Linked DNA regions of Mus musculus: region 2 is linked to region 1. The links are chromatin loops, found by intact Hi-C in ENCODE. Cell type or tissue: heart. All regions are shown on one strand.

Region 1 (8,000 bases):
AGGGGGTGGGGACTGTCCTATCTTCCCTTCTCTTGCTGTGATAAAACATTGACCAAAAGCAACTTAGAGGTGAGAAAGATTTATTTCAACTCATACTTGCTAGTCACAGTCCATCACTGAGGAAAAGCAGGGCAGGGACTGTAGAGGATGCTGCTTGCTGGCTCACTCACAGGTTCCTGTTCAGCTAGCTCTCATATACAGCCTGCCTAGGGAATGGTACCGCCTACAGTGGGCTAGGCCCTCCTGCATCTGTTAACAACCAAAACAATGCCCCCACAAACGTGTCCACAGGCAAATTTGATCTAGGAAATTCTTCAATTGAGATTCTCCTTTCAGATGACCTTCGACAATGTCACACTGACAAGGCTCCACAGGACAGGTGGCTGGGCACCACGTTTTTATTTGTTCATCCTGTGATGGGCAGGACATTTCTTTACTCTGGGCTGTGACTATGATGCTGCTGAAGACACAGACACTGTAGTGACTTTTTTGTCACATACTCCAGCTAGATTAATTGAGCTGGGACTGTCAGCCACTTCACACAAGGGCAGGTAAGAAAGGGCAGCCCTTCGCTGGTCTCTTCAAACCAATAAGATGCTCAGGGCTTTATCACAAGATCTCCTAAACAAAATATCATACCCTTTAAAAAAAAAGATGGCTTGAGGCTTAGACAGTCCCTTGAGGTCCTGTTTCCTCTGCACAGTTCGATCTGGTGCTTCAGGACACAATGTGTCAAGGTGAGGCACCCTCCCTAGGAGCAAAGTCCCCCTGCCGAGACCAGCTTCCAGACACGATTTCCACTTTGGGAGTGACTCTGCCAAGACTGATAATTAGCAAGGTTCTTGTTTTATTCAAGGACACACAAAGTGACTTTGGAGGTAAAACTATCAGGAACACCATTACTTTACAAGCAGATAAGCAAGGATCAAAGTCTCTAGGCTCCTGTGTAGTCTGGGTGTGGGGACCAGTGACTATGTGAGAGATGGCAGAAGTCATCTAGGTATGACTAGGCATAGGAGTAAGTTTTGTTTTGTTCCTCTTCCTCCTCCTCCTCTTCCTCCTCTTCTTCCTCCTTCTCTCTTCCTTCTCCTCTTTCCCCCTCCTCCTCTTCCTCCTCCCCCTCCTCTTCATCCCCCTCTTCATCCTCCTTTTATTCTTCCTCTCCTTCTTTTCTTTCTCCTCCTTTTTCTTCCTCTTCTTCATCCTATTCTTCCTGCTTCTCTTCCTCCTTTTCTTCCTCCTCCTCCTCCTCCTCCTCCTCCTCCTCCTCCTCCTCCTCCTCCTCTTCTTCTTCTTCTTCTTCTTCTTCTTCTTCTTCTTCTTCTTCTTCTTCTTCTTCTTCTTCCTCCTCCTCTTTTCTTCTTTCAACTGGGTCTCATTAGATAGCCTTGACTGAAGTGGAATTAGCCTTGAGCTCACAAAAAGCCACCTGCCTCTGCATCCCTATTCCATGGAGAGTTCTGGCCTTAATCCCCAAAACAGCACAAAATAAAAATAAAAGGGTTTTTTTAAACATTTATTTATTTGTTTGTTTGTTTGTTTGTTTATTACATGTAAGTACACTGTAGCTGTCTTCAGACACTTCAGAAGAGGGAGTCAGATAACATTACGGGTGGTTGTGAGCCACCATGTGGTTGCTGGGATTTGAACTTCGAACCTTTGGAAGAACAGTCGGGTGCTCTTACCCACTGAGCCATCTCACCAGCCCCCCTCCCTTTTTTTTTTTTTGCTTTATATTATAGTAGTAAAATCATTATTAGAAGCCACCCAGATATCTGACAGAAAAGTGTGTGTGCCTAGATTTTCATCCATTGAAAACAATCACAAGCAAGATGGCTCAGTGGTTAAGAGCACTGGATGCTCTTCCGGAGGCCCCAGGTTTTCCTCCCCAAACCCACAGAGTGGCTCCCAGTAGTCAGCAACTCCAATTCCAGGGGATCTGATGTCCTTTTTGGCCTCTCTGGGCACCAAGCATGCACACGGTGCTCAGACGTACATGAAGGCAAAACCCATACACATAAAATTAAATAGATAAATAAAAATAAGGGGCTGGTGAGATGGCTCAGTGGGTAAGAGCACCCGACTGCTCTTCCGAAGGTCCAGAGTTCAAATCCCAGCAACCACATGGTGGCTCACAACCATCCGTAACAAGATCTGACTCCCTCTTCTGGTGTGTCTGAAGACAGCTACAGTGTACTTACATATAATAATAAATAAATCTTTAAAAAAAAATAAATAAATAAATAAGACACAAGCACTTATTTTTTTTTAGATTTATTTATTATTATATGTAAGTACACTGTAGCTGTCTTCAGACACACCAGAAGAGGGCATCAGGTCTCATTACAGATGGTTGTGATCCACCATGTGGATGCTGAGAATTGAACTCAGGTCCTCTAGAAGAGCAGTCGGTGCTCTCAACCATTGAGCCATCTCTCCAGCCCCCCTCCCTTCTTTTTAAAAGTAATTTTTATTTTTATTTCATGTGTATTGGTATTTCGCCTGCTTGGATGTCTGTGTGATGGATGTCTTGGAGTTACAGGCAGTTGTGAGCTGCCATGTGGGTGCTGGGAATTGAACCTGGGTCCTTTGGAAGAGCAGTCAGTGCCCTTCGAGACTGAGCCATCTCATCGTCCCTCAGATCTCTTAAATTGGTGGGGTTGGGGAGGCTAGGGAGATGGCTCGGAGGTTAAGAGCACTGGCTGCTCTTGCAAAGGATCTGAGTTCAGTTCCCAGCACCTACATGGAAGTTCACAACCAGCTGTAACTTCAGTTCCAGGGGATCTGATACCCTCTTCTGGCCTCCATGAGCACCAGGCACACACACAGGATATAGCAATAGATGTAGACAAAACACCCATACACATAAAATAAAATTATTTTAATTTCAAGTATGTTTTAAAAATCAAACTTGCTCCTGGCTTATATTTTCCATCTTCATGAGGTATGGAAGCCTGAGACTAGTGTTGCCATGGCCACACAGGGGCATAGCATCTTCACTTACTAAGCTTAATAAATAAATAAGGGAGAGAGAGAAATAGAGAGAGAGAGAGAGAGAGAGAGAGAGAGAGAGAGAGAGAGAGAGAGAGAGGAACAGAACCTAGTGGCCCACGGCCATCATCCCAGCTAACCTAGACAACTTAGTGAGCCATATATAAAACTTTTAAAAATGCATGGTGTCGGGTTGGCGAGATGGCTCAGTGGTTAAGAGCACTGACTGCTCTTCCGAAGGCTCTGAGTTCAAATCCCAGAAACCACATGGTGGCTCACAACCACCTGTAATGAGATCTGACGCCCTCTTCTGGAGTATCTGAGGACAGCTACAGTGTACTTACATATAATAAATAAATAAATCTTTTTTTTTTAAAAAAAAAGAATGTTTAAAAAAAAATGCATGGTGTCTTACACCTCTAACCCCAGCATTTGAGAAACTGAGGCAGGAGGAGTACCATGAGTTCAAGAACAGGCTACCTACAGCTAAATGGGTGACCCTGTCTCTAAGAGAGACAGACAGACAGAGGGAGAGCGGGGCGGGGGCGGGGGGGGGGCGTGGAATGAAGGAAGTCAAGAAGAAAAGGGAAGAAAGCTGGGTGGTTGGCTCAGGATGGGAGAGAGTCTTTGTTTGATCCCCACAGCTTCAAACCCCTGGGTCCTAATGATCTCCCCTGCCTCGGGCTCTCAGGTACCTGGGTCCCTTGTTTTGCTTTGATTGCATTTATTTGTTGAGACAGGGTTTCACTATGTAGCCACAGGTGACATGGAACTCACCCTGTCAACCAAGCAGGCCTTGAACTCACGGAGGTCCACCTGCACTTCCAGTGCTTAGATTAGAGAAGCGCACCACCATCATGCCAGGCTGGCATCTCTCTGATTTGCTATTTGGTACGTTTGCTTCTTGAAGCAGGGTTCTTGCTGGACAGTCCACAGTGTCCTCGAACCCACGATCTTCCTGTGTCCCCAGGTGGGCACTGCCTTGTCTGGGGTAGTTTAATCTGAATGGCCTTATGTGGTTAATGGCTGCCAGGCTGAACAGTGTTGAGCCACGTGATGCAATATTTGTGGCTGGGAATAAAAACAAGACAAGGCTATGTGTAATACTGAAAAGCATTTTGAAACCATATGTAGCTTTTTTTTTTTTTTTTCAGTTCTAGAGAGCCTCACACATGTTCAGCAAGAGATCTGTTGCCGAGACACAACAGCCCTCAAACTACCCTATTTAATTATTTCTGTTTTTTGGGTTTTTTTGTTTTGTTTTTTGAGACAGGGTTTCTCTGTGTAGCTCTAGTGTCCTGGAACTTACTCTGTAGACCAGGTTGGCCTCAAACTCACAGATCTGCTTGCCTCTGCTTCCTGAGTGCTGGATCTAAAGGCATAGGCATATCTCTGTCTCTCTCTTTCTCTCTCTCTCTCTGTCTGTACACACACACACACACACACACACACACACACACACAAGGTGCATGTCACAGCTCACGTATATAAATCAGACTCAGCTCTTAGAATTCGGTTCTCTTCTGCCACCTTGTGGCATCTAGGGTGTAATTCAGGTTGTCGGGTTTGTGGGCAAGCACCTCTAGCCTCTGAACCTTCTTGCCTCTCATCCACCAGCAATTATTTTTCTTAAATCAGATGGGGGCAGGGCATGGTGGCACACACCTTTAACCCCAGCACGCAGAAGGCAGAAGCAGGCTGATCTCTATGAGTTCAAGGCCAGTCTGGTCTACAGAGAGAATTCCAAGCCTGCCCAGCCAAGGTGGTCTCAAGTAGTGAGAACCTGCTTCACACACACACACACACACACACACACACACACACACGTGATTGAGGGAGAGTGGCAGGGGGCATGGCTAGGGATTTGGAAGTGTCCCTGCTCCTGCAGGAGAAAAACCAGAAGCCACTGTCCTCCAAATGCAAGGGCTGCCCTGGGACCCTTCTCCTGTTAGGTCCCATTACTACATTGTCACAGGCATATTTATGCATATTTATGTTTTTAAAGAACTATTGGTATGATTTAAACAAAGGGGATACAACATTCTAGATGTGCTTCCTCCCCAGTCCTCAGGTCAGCCTCATTTCTTCCTGACTCAGGGCATCCAGCTCTAGCCCAGAAGTCACTGGCTAGACAGTGAACATGCAATGTAGAAGCTCCCCCAAAGCTTCCTGTGCTGTGCAGATGGGGACTCATGACCAGGAGGCACAAAAGACAAAGTGTCAGCATCTTGGTGCCAGAGCTCCAGGGACAGAGGGTGAGACCAGAAAGAACTAAGGTGTGAAGTGGGTACCACATCTCTTCATCTTTCAGGCCTCTTCCAAAATGCTCCGTCGGGATGCTCCAGCATTCATCTGCAGGTGGCTTGTAAAACATGTTTGGTGTTAACTCTGATCACGTTCCCCATTCCAAGCAAGACCTGGAAAGATGGAAATAAAGAATAAAACACTGGGGGCTGGTGAGATGGCTCAGTGGGTAAGAGCACCCGACTGCTCTTCCGAAGGTCCAGAGTTCAAATCCCAGCAACCACATGGTGGCTCACAGCCATCCGTAACGAGATCTGACTCCCTCTTCTGGTGTGTCTGAAGACAGCTACAGTGTACTTACATATAATAAATAAATAAATCTTTAAAAAAAAAAAAAAAAAAAAAAAAAAAGAATAAAACACTGGGTCCCTGAAGACTTAGGAGGAGGTGTGGGGAGGAAAATGTACTGCTTCCCTTGGTTGGACCATGTCCTGGAACCCTGCTGGGGGGCTTAGTGAGTAGGTTTCAGGACACCGCACCGTGGCTCATCCCCAACCGGAACTACTTTTAATTTTGCGCAGTTAACTTACTAGGCTTCAATTCTCCACTTCCCTCCGAAATCCAGGCTGGTTTTGAACTCATGGAAGCCCTCTGTCTCAGCCTCCTCAGTGCTGAGAGGGTAGGCCTGTACCACTGAAGTGATTTGAATATGCATGGCCCAGAGAGTGGCACTATTGGGAGGTATGGCCTTGTTGGAGGAAGCGTGTCACTGTGGGGGTGGGCTTTGAGACCCTCCTCCTAGCTGCCTGAAAGTCTGTCTTCTCTTGTTTGTCCCCAGAACAACAAGATGTACAACACCCAGCTCCTTCTCATGCCTGCCTGGACACTGACATGCTTCCTGCCTTCATGGACTGACCCTCTGAACCTGTAAGTGAGCCCCAATTGTTGTCCTTTATAGGAGTTGCCTTGGTCATGGTGTCTGTTCACAGCAATGGAAACCCTAACTACGACAATCTGCTACCACGCCTGTCTGCATTTGAATGTGGTGTACATGCCACGTGTTATCAGATACGTGTGATTAGCAACTCAAGACAACTGAAAAGCTCAACTCTCTCTGTTATACCAAACAAATGTGGGTGAATTAAATAAGGTTAACAGTGGGACTTTATTATAAGAACACCGCTCATTTCATTTTATTATTTATTTATTTATTTACTTAGCATTTATGTGCCTGTTTCTGTACACACACGGAAGTTGGGGGCAACTTGCAGAAATCGGTTCTCTCCTTCCACGTGTGGCGTCCCCAGAGATGAGAAGACTCAAGTCATCAGACTAGGAAACTAGGCAGCTAGCATCCTTGCCCATTGAGACATCTTATAAGCCCATAGGTACTAGTTTCAGTGTTTATTTTTCCAATAAATATGCTAAGATGTTGGTGGTCAGGCATGCTTGACAGGCATGCTGTCAGACCCTCTACCTGGTGCCTGGCTGTCTTGCATGGAAGACTCTCCAGCAAGAATCCAGCTAGGCAAACCATCAGGACAGCCTGGCTTATCTGGACATGCCGCATGCAGACAGCATAGAGGAACTGTACAGTAACCAGGGCTGCTTGCCACTGAAGCATTAACTCTGGCTTCTGAATGCCCTCCCCCACTTGCCATTGGTTAAGAAGGCTCACCCTAGATCTCGCAGCCAACGGCAACCTTGGTAAAGTTTACACCCAAGCCAAAGAGGGTCTACTTCTCCCCTCCCTCCTTCCCTTCCTCCATGGCTTAGCAGATGCTTCGGATCACCTTTAAGCAGCCTCCTTTCTGGCTAAGTAAAGTGGCCATTTAGCCCACTTTATGATCCTGCCTGGAGATGTTGCTGTGCTTCCCCGCTGGTGGTTCAACTTCAGCACCAATAAAAAGCCACTCTCAGGCTGGAGAGATGGCTCAGCGGTTAAGAGCACTGACTGCTCTTCTAAAGGTCCAGTGTTCAATTCCCAGCAACCACATGGTGGCTCATGACCATCTGTAATGGGATCTGGCGCCCTCTTCTGGAGTGTCTGAAGATAGCTACAGTGTACTTTCATATAAATTAACAGATTAACTAATTAATTTTTAAAAAGTCACTCTCTGCTGTCTTGGCCCTGATTTTGTTTTTTTGGTTTTTTGGGTTTTTGTTCTGATTTGTTTTGCTTTAAGTCTCCATCACTAACAAAATGTGCTGAGTTGGTAACAGGAAGAGATGTTTAAAAAGGGGGAGAGAAATGGAGAGATAATTCAGCGGTTAAGAGCACTGACTGCTCTTCCAGAGGTCCTGAGTTCAATTCCCAGCAACTACATGGTGGCTCACAACCCTTGAATCCGACGCCCCCTTCTGGTGTGTTTGAAGACAGTGACAGTGTCCTCATACATATAAAATAATAGTAAGGGGGGGGGCTGCAGAAAGTCAAGATGAGACCGTGCAAGAGTTCAGAAAGCAGTGAGGGCAGAGATGACAGACACCAGAGGTGGTGGGGACAAGGAAGAAAGAGCAGAGAGCTGAGGCTAAAGAACTTTCCCTGCCACCCAGCCGGAGACGTCCAGGGAGAAACAAGGTTAAAGGGTGGAGGATCCCAGACACTCCAAGCCTGAGAGATGTAACTCTGTTAGGATCCTGACAGCTGGTCCCAACACCTATGTCAAGAGGCTGTGACCCCAACAGACACCAGTTCACTCGCATTGACTCAGAGCAGCCAAGAATGGAAGTCAGGGGAAGGAGTGGTGGTTTTTTTTTGGAAG
Region 2 (8,000 bases), 94 kb before region 1:
CTCTGCTCTAGTGACTGGAACCACAGCGACCCCTGGTGGCCGTTCTCTGTACCTGCAGCTGCTTCAAGCTGCTCCCCGCTCCTGGTTGTTATACTTCTGTCCCATAGACAGCCTTTACTGCACAGCTGCCCTTGACTACTAGGCTTATTCTCTCTACCCGGGGACATCCCTTAGCCACCAGCCTCTGCCTCCCATTCTCCTTCTAGGGAACCCAGCCCAACACGATCCCAACACACAGAAGGGCATTAGGCACATGGTGGCCACCCGGACACTTGCTGAATGAGAGAACCTAAGCACCTTCTCAGGGTGGAAAGTGCTCCGCATATAGCAGGTGCCTAATAGTTGCTTTCTGGGAGCTGGGCATCCAAGCGTTTTTATTGTAGTCCCATCTCCGGAGAGATTGCGCACACACCCACTTTTATTTCTTATTTATTTTGTAAATAAGTAATTGCTATGTAATACAGGTTGGCCTCAATGTCATGGTTGTCCTGCCTCACCCTGTTGAGTTCTGCACCGCCATGCATCTCCTGTTCTAGCGTCATAGAGGCTGCCAGAGGTTTTGCATGGCAGTAATCTAATATTCGCTCCCTTCCATGAGCTGCCAATGGCAAGGCAAGCTCAGAGATGTAGGGAATTGCTCCAAGGCAGCCCAGCAAGTGGGACAGAGGTTAGCAGCACAGATGGCTGTTGTTCATGGTTCAGAATCTTAATCATGAGACCTGGGTTTTAGCTTAGGGCTCCTTAGCAAGCCACTTAGTGTTAAGACCTTTTCAAATGCTAAAGATTAAGAAAGACATTTTTCTGGTGTGGGAGAGGCTCTCTGGAACACTCACAAAATAAAATTGCTCAAGGTTAGCCATTCCCAAACCAGCCCGTGAACAGTTAAAGTCGGATTTGACACATCCCAAGAATAACGGGACACTGGCCAGCCCTTAAAGGCGCCACTGGGCATCCGACGTGTGCAAACCGCCCTCTAGTGGTCAATACTGGAATTACCCAGAAGTCGGTCCTCTAGGCACAGGATGAGGATTGAGGGCGTTGTCTTCAGAGTTGGGAAAAGCTTAAAGGGCGTGCTTAAAGGACAAGCTGTGGTCGATGATATCTCAGAAAGACTCCTGGGTAGTTACGGGAAGAACAGAAGGCCCAGGCTGCATGTGAGAGCCAGGAACGGCCTGTCAGACAGTCCAAATGTCCCAGGGACAGATCAAAGCAGGACAGTGGAGTGAACATGAATACAGAGGTTCCCCCCACCTCCTTGGCTGCTCCGCCCCCTGCAGAGACTCTGGCTTTTGCTCATTGCTTTTTTTTTTTTTTTTTTTTTTTTTTTTCCTGAGTTAGGGCTTCACCTTCAGCCCAGGCTGTTCCAAAACTTATAATCCTCCGGCTTCATTTTGGTTTGTCTGACAAGAGTCTCATGTAGCCCAGGCTGGCCTCTACCTTGCTATCTAGCTCATTTATTCCTTGAATTCCTGAAGCCCCTGTCTCTGCCTCTCTCAGGTGTATTGTCTTAAATGGGTGGGGGTTGCTAAGGTCTGTGATTCGGCCATGCCCCTTGCAAGAAGCAGCAGGATAGCAAAGCCATCTGGGAGGAAGGGCGTCGGTTGGGCGCCTCCACCTGCACCCCACCCCAGGACCCTGGTGCCAAGCATGCAGCAGGCGTTGGGCAGATATTTCCTGTGAAGTTGGACATGCTTCTGGGTCACAGACCAGAGTGTCCATCACAATGCCAGGCCTGGTGTGTGTGTGTGTGTGTGTGTGTGTGTGTGTGTGTGTGTGTGTGTGTGTGTGTACATGCTCCAACAACCAGAGTTAGGATCTCAACTATTCCAAAGCGACCTGGCATTGACTGGGGTACAAAAGCACTCCAGGGGTGTTGAGGAGGGAAGCTTGAGGGAGCAGTTATGGGGGGGGGTGTCCTAGTGTCATTTCTATTGCGGTGGTGACAGCACCACAGAGAAACAAGGGACATTTCACTTACAGTTTGAGGTCACCATTCCTGACAGGAACTCCGGTAGTGAGTCACATCGCATCCACAGTCAGGAGCAGAGAGGAAATGGACACACTCATGCTGCCTGCTGGCTCATGCTTAACTAGCTTTCTTCACTCTTACACAGGTCAGGACGGGGCCTAGGGAATGGTGCTGCCCCACACTGAGAGTGAGTCTTCCCACTTCAATTAATGATCAAGGCAAATACCCACACATGGGCCCCCATGCACAATCTCTCTCTGAGGGATTCTCTCCCTCAGCCTTTCTTCTTGAGTGATTCCATGCTGTGTCAAGTTGACAGTTATAATTTACCATCATAGGGGGGCTTCCCAGAGGAGGCTAGGATAGAGCTATGGTAGAGGGGCTGATGAAAGTGAGGCCTAGTTGAGGCTGGAGATGATCAGAGGTGACACACCCTCCACTGGCAGCATAGGAGGTGGTGACAGGGTACAGAGAGCATCCTCCAAGAACTAGGAGTGATGGGACACTGAAGGGCCTGCAGGACTAAGGGCCATGTGTCACATGGGTTTCATAGAATATCACTGGCCAGACAAGTCCAGAATCTCACAGACACATGGCTTCCTCTTTGATAATTTAATTCTTGAAGTCAGATGTGGGCAATGCCTTTAATTCCTCAGGAGGCAGATCTCTGACTTCAAGGCCAGCCTGGTCTACAGTATGAGTTCCAAGACGGCCAGGTTACACAGAGGAATCCTGCCTCAAAAAACAAAACAAAACAAACAACAACAACAAAAACAAAAAGGAGGGGCTGAAGAGATAGCTCAGTAAATAACGGGAAAATGGGCAGAAAGACCTGAGTTCAAGTCCTAATATCATAAGAAAGCCAGGCATCATGATCATTTGTGTTTGTAATCCCAGCCTGGAGAGGAGAGGGAGGGTGAAGAAGAGGATCTCTGGACACACACACACACACACACACACACACACACACACTGAGGCAGGCCAAACCAAACCAAAAAGGATCCTTCCCCAAGATCCAGCAGGGGGTGCTGTAAGCAGCTGTTTCCTAGGTCTAGACTTTTGGGGCTTTGGGGCCTCCGCACAGCACAGACCTCTCTTACACACACACACACACACACACACAAACATACACACACCGGTCGGGGAACCTTTCCACATTGGTTCCCAGAAGGCTGCAGATTGAGCAACCAGCTTTTGCAAGCGGGTTACTATAAATGTGGAGAGAGATCAGTGGGCGTGTCAGCCCACAGGGTAAAAATATCCCAGATGACTGACAACCAGTGGCAGCCATCCGATCCCTGCACGCTACTCAGCAGGGAGGAGCCCCTGCAGCCAACTGGACAGGCTCCCCACTGCCTGGTTCTTTCTGAGAATATCTGGAACAGACAAAGCTTGCCGGCTGCCAAATGTTACACACTGAGAGGAAGGTCAGTGTGTAGATAAAGGGGGGAGGTAGCGCTGGGGAAGTGGAATCTGAACCCCAAGTTTAGCTTCTTCTTGTTGTTTTGTTTATTTGATTAAATTAATTTATTTAATGTATATGAGTACACTGTAGCTGTTCAGGTGAGCCATCATGTGGTTGCTGGGAATTCAATTTAGGACCTCTGCTTGCTTTGAACTCAGGACCTCAGCTCTTAACCGCTGAGCCATCTTGCCAGCCCCTGTTGTTTTGTTTCTGAGACAGGGCTTCTCTGTGTAACCTGGGCCATCCTGGAACTCTGTAGGTCAGGCTGGCCTTGAACTCAAGAGATCCACCTGCCTCTGCCTCCCAAGACTGGGATTAAAAGAGTATGACCACCACCGGGCTGCTGCCTCTGCCTCCTCCTCCTCCTCCTCCTCCTCCTCCTCCTCCCCCTCCTCCTCCTCCCCCTCCCCCTCCTCCCCACCCCTCCCCTCCCCCTCCCCCTCTCCCTCTTCCTTCCACAGAATCCCACTACATAGTCCTAGCTGGCTGTACCTTACTGTATAAACCAGGTTAGCTTCAAACTCATAGATCCTCTGCCTTCTGAGTGGTGGGATTAAAGGTTTTTGCTACCAAATCAGCCTCCTCCTCCCCCTCCTCCTCCTCCTCCTTCTCCTTCTTCATCCAGGTCTTATGTAGCCCCAGGCTGGTTTTGAACTCACTGTGTAGAGCAAGATGACCTTGAACTTCTGATCTTCCTGCCTCTCCCTCACACTTTTGCCCCCAGTTCATTTGATGCTGGGGCTCCAACCCAAAGCTCCTTGCACATTAGGTGACTAGCCTGCCATTGACCCCAGCTCCAGTCCCTGTTCTGTGTACACACTTGGAGCAGCGGGTGCTCAGATAGGACCATGCATTCAAACTCACAGAAGCGCATGCATTTGCCAACTCTGAGTGCAAGGAAACTACGTAAACTATGTGTGGCAGGGACTGGAGAGATGGCTCAGTGGGTAAGAGCACTGACTGCTCTTCTGAAGGTCCTGAGTTCAAATCCCAGCAACCTCATGGTGGCTCACAACCATCTGTAATGAGATCTGACGCCCTCTTCTGGTGTGTCTGAAGACAGCAACAGTGTACTTACATATAATAATAAATAAATATTTATCTTTTAAAAAAATACGTGTGGTAGAAAAGGTCAGCTGAGACAGTGTCTGCTGTCAGCAAAACATGACGGGCTGATGAAGTTGCACAGGACTTAGTGACGAGAGTGGAATGGGACGTCACTGTTACTGGCTGAGTGTGTTTAGTCTCAGACCCAGTGAAAGAAGACCTGATCTGATCCCATGGGGCTCTGTTTGCGGGGAAACACTAAGAAATGATTAAGGTGGGGGGAGGCCCCGGGCCAGGGTTGAGTTTCCACACACCCATAAAAGCCAAGTAGGGCACAGGCACCTGCAGGGCAGGGGAGGATCGTCCCCAGAGCCCCAGCCAGCCTGCCCCAACCCTCTTGGGCCTCCAGACTCTGGAGCAGGAATGTCTGCCTCTGAGTCGCCCTGTCCTCTGTCTGTGTGCAGTAGAAGCAGGCGCAGACACTAGCTCAGGAAAGTCACAGGAACCCAGGTACAGAGGTCTCTGGTCCCAGCCACGCAGAAGGCTAAGACCAGAGGATTCCTTGAGCCCAGAAGTTTACAACCAACCTGGGTAGCCCAGAAAGGCTGGTTATTCTCAGTCCTAGAAATAATACAATCTGAGCCTAGTGGTGCACACCTTTAATCCCAGCACTTGGAGGCGGAGGCGGAGGCGGAGGCAGAGGCAGGTGGGTTTGTGAGTTCAAGGCCAGCCTGGCCTACAGAGTGAGTTCCAAGACAGCTAAGGATACACAGAGAAATCCTGTCTTGGAAAAAAAGAAATCTGGCTATGGTGAGGGTGTGCCTGTCACCCCAGCATTAGGAGCAGAAGGCAAGCGGATGATGAGGTCCAGCCCAGCTTGGCCTACAAAGCTAGACCCCGTCTTACAAGACTAAAAATGTTTGCCTTATATAGAAGTTTATGTCTCACGATTATAATGCAGTTTATAGTATGAGGTAGGAAACTTTCAATGCTTCCAGGGCAGGTAGAGAACAGTGCTCATTAAGGAAGTGCAAGGCCAGCGAGATGGCTCCGCAGCTAGAGGAGCTTGCTGCCAAACTTGGGGACCTGAGTTCGATGCCCGGGACCCACATGGTGAGAAAAGAACCAACTCTTAGAGCTCACCCTCTGACTTATGCCATGGCATGGACCCACACACAATAATTCAAATTCTTTTCTAAGAAAGGGAAGGGTGAAGACCATTACAACCACCGAGTGAGTGTCTATGTAGTTTTTTTTTTAATTATTTATTCATTTTATATGAGTACACTGTAGCTGTCTTCAGAAACACACCAGAAGAGGGCATCAGATCCCATTAGATGGTTGTTAGTCATCGCGTGGTTGCTGGGAATTGAACTCAGGACCTTTGGAAGAGCAGTCGGTGCTCTTAACCACTGAGCCACCTCTCCAGCCCGGCTATGTAGTTTTTAATGTTCACAGTGAAAATCTATTGCCCAGTTCCTAGTGGGTCCCTTAAGGGCAAAACATGGTTTTACTCTCAGAGATGCCAGGTAGAACCCCTGCTTGAACTTGGGACAAAAGTTAGACCCTCCCTTCCAGCCCTCCCCCAGACGCTGCAGGCTTGTCACTTGGGGTCACAAGGATGTTCTGATCTTGGACACAGACTGCTGGAAGGCCCAGAAGGTTCCACGGGACAGAGAAAGGACAGAGCTAGCCTGTCCTGGTGCATCCAAGCCACATACCACATTAGCCTTGAGGTGGAAACATGGCTAGTGGCCGGTGCTGGCCTCACACCAGGAGACTCGCTGGCAGTCATGGGAACACCTACTGATGTGGCCTGGATTCTGGAGACCCAGCCCTGCCCAGAAAACAGTCACAGAAGCCAGTGTTGTTGAATCAGTGAAAAGGTTTATTGCTTCAGTCATGACTTCCTTTCAAAAGATGATAAAATTTCTCTTCCAGTAGAAAAAAGGGGTCGGTTGCAGGATGCTGGGCCTCCGAATACCCTCTGGTGAGGTACACTAGATGCCGGGGGGCGGGGGGGTGTAGACGGCCCATACCTCTAGCTTTGACCCCATGCCTGAAAAATAAGGACCCTGAGGGGCCTGCCACCTCTGCCACGTACAGTGGTTAATTCAGTGACATAGCAGAGACGATAGAAAAAGCGCCAGATACAGCTCCAGAGTGTGTGTGCAAACTGGTCAGGACCTGGAGCTGCTTGCCTGGCCTTGGCACAAGAGGCCGACATATGCCCAGCCCCTAGGAGTGACAGATCCGTCCTCTGTGGGAACTAAGGCTTTCAGACTGATGGAGAAAGACAGAAAGACTTCCTGAGGGAAGTCAGGAGCCTGGGCAGGGCCAGCTCCTACAGGAGGGGCTGACAGCAGCTAGAGTTCCCACAGCCTGGCTCACAGGCCATTTAGAAGAGCACACCTGTGGCCCATCAGGCTCACTTGGCAGCAGGTCTGTCCCTGGTCCCTGAGTTGTTTTTGCACATGCGTGGGCATCCATGTGCCGTGCGTGCGGACAGGTGTGACATCTGGGGGCTCAGGCCATGGCACTGGTGGGCTGTCCGCTGAGAGAGTCCTCAAGAAGCGGGGTGTAGGGACTGGGTGGCTGGTCTGACCAAGCTATCAGGTTTGGGGGGCTTATAGTGTCTTCAGGACCCTGTGGAGAAAAAAGGAAGCTGAGTCACAAGCCTGTCACCTAGCCCTGCCCTGCCTACCTCCCCTAGTCCCACCGCACATCCCACCAGCACAGAAACCACTTCCTGACACATCCAGCCCTGTCTGCCATGAACCCAGAGATGCCACTCTATAGACACGGGGACTCCTCAGTCATGTAGGTCTCTTGGTTCCAACCTCTCCCTTTAGAGATGGGAAAACTGAGGCCAGGGAGACTGGCCTGTTACAGTGAAGGGGGCAGAGTCCGGAGTGGGTAGATAACACCGCCGCACAAAGAAACTAGGAATGGCTTAAATGTCTGCCCACATGTTTAAAATGCTGTCACCTGACGGGCCAGGAACAGCTATTAAAACTGGCTCTTGTTCATAGAGGTAAGAGAGACACACTCTCACCAGACTGCTGTAATGGTGGCCTCGGGCCTTAGGGACAGTAGGATGTTGGGCAAAGGGTGCAGAACAGGAAAGGATGGCTTGGTAAGTTGGGAGACTCTGACTTGAAAAGACTTCCCAACTTAGGAAAATGAATGGAAGGCCGGGTTTAAGAACACTGGGCACCCCTGCCCTGCAACCCCCATACCGATCCCCCTAGTGGCAGGGAAGGAAACTGCAGGGAGGCGTCTTCTCTTTGGATCAAAGCCAACGAGCACCCCCCATCCCACTCCTCCACCCCCGACACAGCACCCCAGCATTCCAGATAGTCTCACTCAGAAGTAAAACAGGAAGTGCTGGGGTGAAGCTCAGAGGTGGACTACACTAAGCAAAAGGCCCTGGCTTCACCACACACAGACAGACAGACAAATGGACAGACAAAAAAACAGAAGTAAAAGGCCGGACAGTGGTGGCGCACGCCTTTAATC

The links. A loop is a pair of places that touch in the nucleus more often than their neighbours do. Peaks named below come from ENCODE experiments on the same cell type or tissue, not always from the same donor. Only the 100,000 strongest peaks of a DNase experiment are listed, where the experiment ranks them.
Region 2: it touches region 1 in a loop (7-fold over the local background); 28 of 42 quality-filtered maps call a loop at or near these places.

Annotation. Positions count from the first base shown.
Region 1 is chr5:125,364,289-125,372,288 of GRCm38, forward strand. It overlaps Gm40323 (a long non-coding RNA gene), which reads left to right. Exons shown (of 4, transcript XR_868514.1): 3 at 6,074-6,162; 4 at 6,456-7,140. Among named protein-coding and RNA genes, the nearest start is that of Gm40324, 6.5 kb to the right of the region's middle. In heart, CTCF peaks have their summits at 4,536 (motif pointing left) and 7,284 (motif pointing left); no DNase peak of the experiment used is centred here.
Region 2 is chr5:125,270,739-125,278,738 of GRCm38, forward strand. It overlaps Scarb1 (scavenger receptor class B, member 1), which reads right to left. Exons shown (of 13, transcript NM_016741.2): 13 at 6,349-7,127. Among named protein-coding and RNA genes, the nearest start is that of Gm32585, 22 kb to the left of the region's middle. In heart, CTCF peaks have their summits at 54 (motif pointing left), 983 (motif pointing left), 3,007 (motif pointing right), 7,698 (motif pointing left) and 1 weaker place; DNase peaks (open chromatin) are centred at 193, 983, 1,913, 3,263 and 1 weaker place; H3K4me3 peaks cover 1,003 bases; H3K27ac peaks cover 2,519 bases.